Regions from separate parts of the Homo sapiens genome. Here region 2 is linked to region 1. A link is a loop called in an ENCODE intact Hi-C map of the cell type or tissue named here. Cell type or tissue: IMR-90. All regions are shown on one strand. Each heading gives the region's core, and the rest is flanking DNA. Links, peaks and the distances in the headings are about the cores only.

Region 1 (2,926 bases), core at 113-2,612:
ATGGCTACTTTATTAGCCAACTCTGTGCTTGGTTCTCAATGGGATGTATGGGATCCATATATTGTCCCTGATATTTCTAGAAATCTCCGCCTTTCTTTCAAGGATTCACAGAAGCCTTGAAAGTCAAACATAAAGCATTGCTAACATGGAGGGAAGGAGAAAAGAAGATACTCCTTTTCTTTTCATCTATGGTTAACCACTTAGAAGAAGGCTTTTATTTAAAAAACCCAGAAAGCTAGTCTCTTAACTGTGAAAAAAACTTCAATGCTTCAGTGTAAGCATACTTAATATCTAGAACAGAAAGAGAAAGAGAGAGAGAGAATGAGAGATTGTATGCATTTTATAATCTTTCTTACCACACTCATTAAACCATGGAAATTATTGAGATTTCCTCAAATTTAACAGACATATCCCTCCAAAATTTATTGTGATCCATAATCAAGACTGATTTAAGTTTCCTCATGGACATGGCATCGTGTTGAGGGCTGTACTGAGCAAGTTAAGCAAGTGTGAATGTAGCTACAATGAGAACCCAAGGATAACAATTCAGTCAATGAAAATCCCCTCTCTCCTATTTGCTCACACTAGGCCTGCCTCTAGCCTAGAGTCTAGGCTAGCAGTGCACATTAACCCTGCCAAACATCAGCAGCTAGCCCCACTGCCACCCTCACCAAGTCTGCAAATAAGTGGCAGGTGATCTCCACAGGCTTTTAGCAAGCTATCAGGTCACACACAGTACTTTGCTCAGAAAAACTCACTTATGTATCTCATCTCTGATCAAGTTCAAGTACTTCATATTTACAGTTTAAAAGCCCAAAATGGGTTAGTTTATCATAGCCCAGCTTCATGACACTGATGCATGTGCTTGTACCGAGTGACTATGAGCTTGGTGCTCTTTGATTTAAGTGCAGGAAGCTTTTATTTTTGAATTTCTACCTACTCATGGCAATACATCAAACAATCAGTTTTAATATCTTTAGGGTTAAGTGCACTCATGTAATTTAGAATTAAATGATTTTTATTAAGCACTTTTACAGACTACATGCTATACAACTCCACTGATTAAGGATCATGGTGACTGGTAAAACAGCAGCCCCCATGAATTAGGGAAACATTAGTGAAATGCATTTTCTGAATACATCACAAAATGCATTCAGTACTAAGTAACTCAAATGTCATGAGAGAGTTCGAATGAAAATTTCCCCCAACAAAGCAAATACACAGATGAGCCCCCTAGGCTATATTGGATTCTAATAGTGACACATCCCTGGTTTGTGGTCTTTCTACTTCTCCTGATCTATATTCTCCACCACTCTACTCTCACCTCAGCCCCACTCAGAACTCAACTTCTAAGTCTAGCAGGGTTATTTATCTTTGAGTCTACTAGGAGGTGGGGCTGGGAGAAGGGAAGAAGTCAACCAGCCCAGGCTCAGTCCTCCTTGTAAAAGATTTGCAGTAGAGCTGCTCACCAGCAGAGGGCAGCATAAATCTGTTGCCTTGCACATGCTCAGAGAGGCTTTGGGCTTCACACTTAATGAAAGGCAGACTGGAAACCGGGGGTGTGTCTGACAAGTGCCACTGGGACGCCATGTGATTGTGCATGCTGTTGAACCAGATCATATCTCCAGCTCATGGCTTCTTGATCAAAACTAATACGAGCTTCTCTTGCCTATTGTTTCAGCTGGGCATGGTTGCAGAGGCCATGGGGAGATACCTGAGCCTACTCCAGGACTTTTTGCAGAATCACAGAAGTTCATTTTTGGCTCAGAGGTATTTGTTTTGCGGGTTTTTGTTTGTTTGTATTTTCTTTTGTTTTTTTTTTTTAAACTCTACTCCCCTCCCCGCAAAAAGGCAAACCAAACTTAAATACTTGAAAGATAAATTATTCAACTTGTAGCTGTATGAACTGGCAAAACTTTCTCTTCACCTCCACCAGAAGGATCTCTAGAGTCACAAGGATCTCATCGGAGCTACTCTATGTGAACTAGTACCCATTCTTTCAACAAGCTTAACTTGGTGCTTCTGTAAAGCTGTGAGGTCTCAGTTGTAAGAGGAAAATGTTTCTTGGCATAATGATGGCAGGGGCTGATGGTAGTGGTGGTCCCTAAAGGTGAAGGTCAAAACCAAGCTAAAAGCAATGTTCTTTCCTTTATGGAGTCTAGGAAGATGAATTATTGTTGTTACAAGTTGCACTTACTTCACTGAGGACATGTCTCACTAATGGGGAGCCTAGACTGTCATTAAATTTTCTTTCTTTCTTTTTTTTTAATTTATGAAGAAAAGGTTTAATTGACTCACAGTTCCAAAGGCTGTACAGGAAGCATGGCTGGGGAGGCCTCAGGAAACTTACACTCATGGCAGAAGGCAAAGTGTAAGTGAGCACCTTCTTCACATGGCAGAGAGGGAGAGAGAGAGGGGAGGGGAAGGTGCCACACACTTTTGAACTACCAGATCTCTTGAGAACTCTATCACAAGACAGCACTAGGGAGATGGTGATAAACCATTAGAAACCACTCCCATGATTTAATCGCCTCCCACCAGGCTCCACATCCAACACTAGGGATTACAATTCAATATGAGATTTGGATGGGGACACAGACCCAAACCATATCACCTTATGTTCTGTTATCTCCATCTTTGTTAGTTGACATATCTAGTTATGTAGCAATTTTTTCTTGGAAGAAAATGCCAACAATGTTCTATTTAATAAAAAACAAACTTCATACTCCATCTTCAACGTGCTTGTTTGCCAAACCTGATGGCCCTAAGGGATTGGCACTGAGGGGAGACGTGTTCCTGAAAAATTCAGTGCTCAAATGTATTACAGCTTATCAGTTGTACACTTGTGGGGCAGGCAGATTTTATGAAATTCTGTAAATTTTCTTAAGGGAATGAAAATAGTCTTCTGGATGCTACAGACTGAGTG
Region 2 (2,926 bases), core at 91-2,590, 490 kb after region 1:
GTGACTGTAGCAGTGGTGGTATCATAAGCACCAGTGCCACACCCCTGGACAGGCTGGCTGTATGCCTGGGGGGCAGTTGGAGTAGCATAACCAGTGGGAGGCTGTCCATAAGAAGTTGCATAGCCCATAGGTTGCAGTGGTCTGAGCCTGGGTATAGCTGACATCAGTGGGCTGTCCATAGGTTCCATAGCTTTGTTGCCCATATGCCTGGGTGGTCTGTGCATATCCTTGAGCAGGCTGGGCAGCGTAAGCACTGTAGCCCTGCTGCACTGCAGCTTGGCTATAGATACTGTAATCCGTTGACGCCATTTTCTCTCCTTCCTCCTCGTTCTCTCAACATCCGTCTCCTTCTCGCTCCCATTTAACTTTTATCTAAAAAGATTACAGAAATCCTATTCTTCCCAATTTTCAAAGTTCTAATAATCTCATGCCTATATATTGAGGTCATTAAAACATTACTATAACTTTGGATATAATTCAGTGGACCAATGATAATGTTTACTCTCTAAGAAAAGAAACTATGAAACAATCTAGTTCTAGATCTTTATATAAAAGATCAACAAAGTAACTCATTTTCCAGTATGAATATTAACTTGCTATTTGTAAATTGTCTATATTAAATTATCAGTTAAGCCTTCCCTGATTAATAATATTCCAGAGATTATATTGATTATAGTAGATAATTAGGTAAAAACACAACCATACAAAATTCTATTTTAAGAATTTTGAGGACAAAATTGGGAGAAATGTGGGGCAAAAATCTACAACATGGTTATTATTTAATAGATAAATATAAACTATGCAGTTAGTCCTCCATATCTGTAGGTTTCACATCAGCTAGGTTCAACCAACCACAGATGGAAAATATTCAGAAAAAAAGAATAGTTTCATCTGTACTGAACATGTACAGTCCTTTTTTTCTTGTCATTATTTCCTAAACAATACAGTATAACAAGTATTTACACAACATCATATTGAGAATTACAAGTAATCTAGAGATGAATTAAAGGATGATGTGCATAGGTTATATGCAAATAACCATATTATATAAGGGACTTGAGCATCTGTAGATTTTGGTATTTGCAGGGATCCTGGAACCAATCCCCTGAGGATACTGATGGATGATTATATTTACTGCCACATCCCTTCAGAGCACTTTGATCTGTATTACAAGCTCTCATGTTCCCTTTTGTTTAATTACATACTTTGTTTCTACAGTAACTCTAAAGCATATAACCAGTTGCAATGTCCCTAAGCCCTTTACATGGTGAATTTTTTTCAGCTAATAAAGAGTAATAATAATATAATCCTTGTGTAGAGCTTTATCTTCTTCCTAAACATCTCTTAATTAGTATGCAACAGGATTAAATACAACTGAAGTCTCACTATACCATTTTGAATAATTAGGAGGAAAAATACAAATTCTAACCTAGGCACCTAAGTCTTGTAGGAATTTACTGCCACCTTCAGGTTTTAATGAAAATGCACTGGGACTGTAGCTTTTACATTTCCAGATGATAGTCCCTGGTTAATATAGTAGAAATATTAATATTATTTTCTGGCTTTAGAAGCAAAGTACTACTATCTAATTTAGATTGCAGTACAAAATGCATTCAGGAAATGCCTTTCGCCTTGTCTTTTTGTCTTTTGTGATTCTTTCAATAATGTGTAATTGAAAATTAAAGTCTGTTTTTTATCAGCCATTATAATTATATACTAGAAGTTCCCAGATCTGTGTCCAGAATGTACTTTGTATCATTGTCTAAATCTAGTTAAAAAAAAAAAACTATTACAGCAAACTGTTTTAAATGTTCCACGTGTCAATGCCTTCCAGCCAAAGGCCACCAGGAACACACCGGCAGTTGCACAAGTTGGGTTTCTTGCTCATTTCAGGGAGGGAGAAACCACACCATAGGGAACTGTGGATGTCTGAGTAAGAAGGTGTTAAAAGGGACTTATAGGATTTGGGCTTTTATTGGGAGATTTTTGGTAGGGTTTGAGGAAGTGGGCTTTGCTCTGGATAAAATGCTGTCAGGAAGTGGGGGCAATCCCATAATTTAGTATCTTAATGAGTTTTACTTATAAAGCAGGTGGAATGAAGTGAGGCTAATGCTATAATTGGTAAAGAAGCAGAAGTCATTCACATTAGCCAGAATAGGGGAATGTTCCACATTTTTTGTGGTTTGCAGACTGACTTTGTTTTTGTCTATATTTAGACAAGATGTTGTTGGGGTGGGCGTTGACCCCACTTCCTCACGGTCACAGAGTGGCCGTGATGTTGGTGTTCCGTGAGATTGTTTATGTTCAACAGAACACCAAGGCCTATCACGCAGTTCCTAGTTGTCAGGGACTGCTTTTCTCTTTCTCATGCATATATTTGTAATTCCATGAATACCTTTTTTTTTTAATTCCTTGACTTTGTGCTGAAATTATAAAAGTTTGTGATGATTTTCAAAGTGGATATCAACAGAATATGAAGCTCTAAGGATGCATCATAAATGTTGCAAGGGTGTGAAATCCAGCTCAAAATCGTTTGGAAAAAGGGGAATTTATTAGAAGACCCACATAACACAAGGAAGACCGGAGTGCAGATGGACTATGAGTCAGCTCATAGCACGAGGCTAAATGCCAAGAAACTCCCCATCCACCTCTCATCTCCTCAGCTGTCTCCACAGGGCAGGAAATGTCATTGCCTATAATTTCCAAACTTTATTGTCCCAGTTCCAACATAAGAGGGAGACTGATACTTTTTCCTGCAGTTATAGTTTAAGAGATCCAAGAGAAGGGTTTTAATTGGGGCAGGCTGAGTTACACGTTCACCTAGTGCACTCAACTAGGACCAAGAATTGTGCAGTATTAGAGAAAGAGGTGTTCTCATTAGAACCACACAGTCAGATCAGGGAAGAAGCATTTCCTGGAAAAAGTA

What was found. A loop is a pair of places that touch in the nucleus more often than their neighbours do. Peaks named below come from ENCODE experiments on the same cell type or tissue, not always from the same donor. Only the 100,000 strongest peaks of a DNase experiment are listed, where the experiment ranks them.
Region 2: it touches region 1 in a loop (13-fold over the local background); 43 of 110 quality-filtered maps call a loop at or near these places.

What each region holds. Positions count from the first base shown.
Region 1 is chr14:36,372,774-36,375,699 of GRCh38, reverse strand. No RefSeq gene overlaps it. Among named protein-coding and RNA genes, the nearest start is that of MBIP, 54 kb to the right of the region's middle. In IMR-90, for the core only: a CTCF peak has its summit at 1,468 (motif pointing right); a DNase peak (open chromatin) is centred at 1,499.
Region 2 is chr14:35,878,386-35,881,311 of GRCh38, reverse strand. It overlaps the pseudogene EWSR1P2. Among named protein-coding and RNA genes, the nearest start is that of BRMS1L, 54 kb to the right of the region's middle. In IMR-90, for the core only: a CTCF peak has its summit at 1,481 (motif pointing left); a DNase peak (open chromatin) is centred at 2,281; H3K27ac peaks cover 441 bases.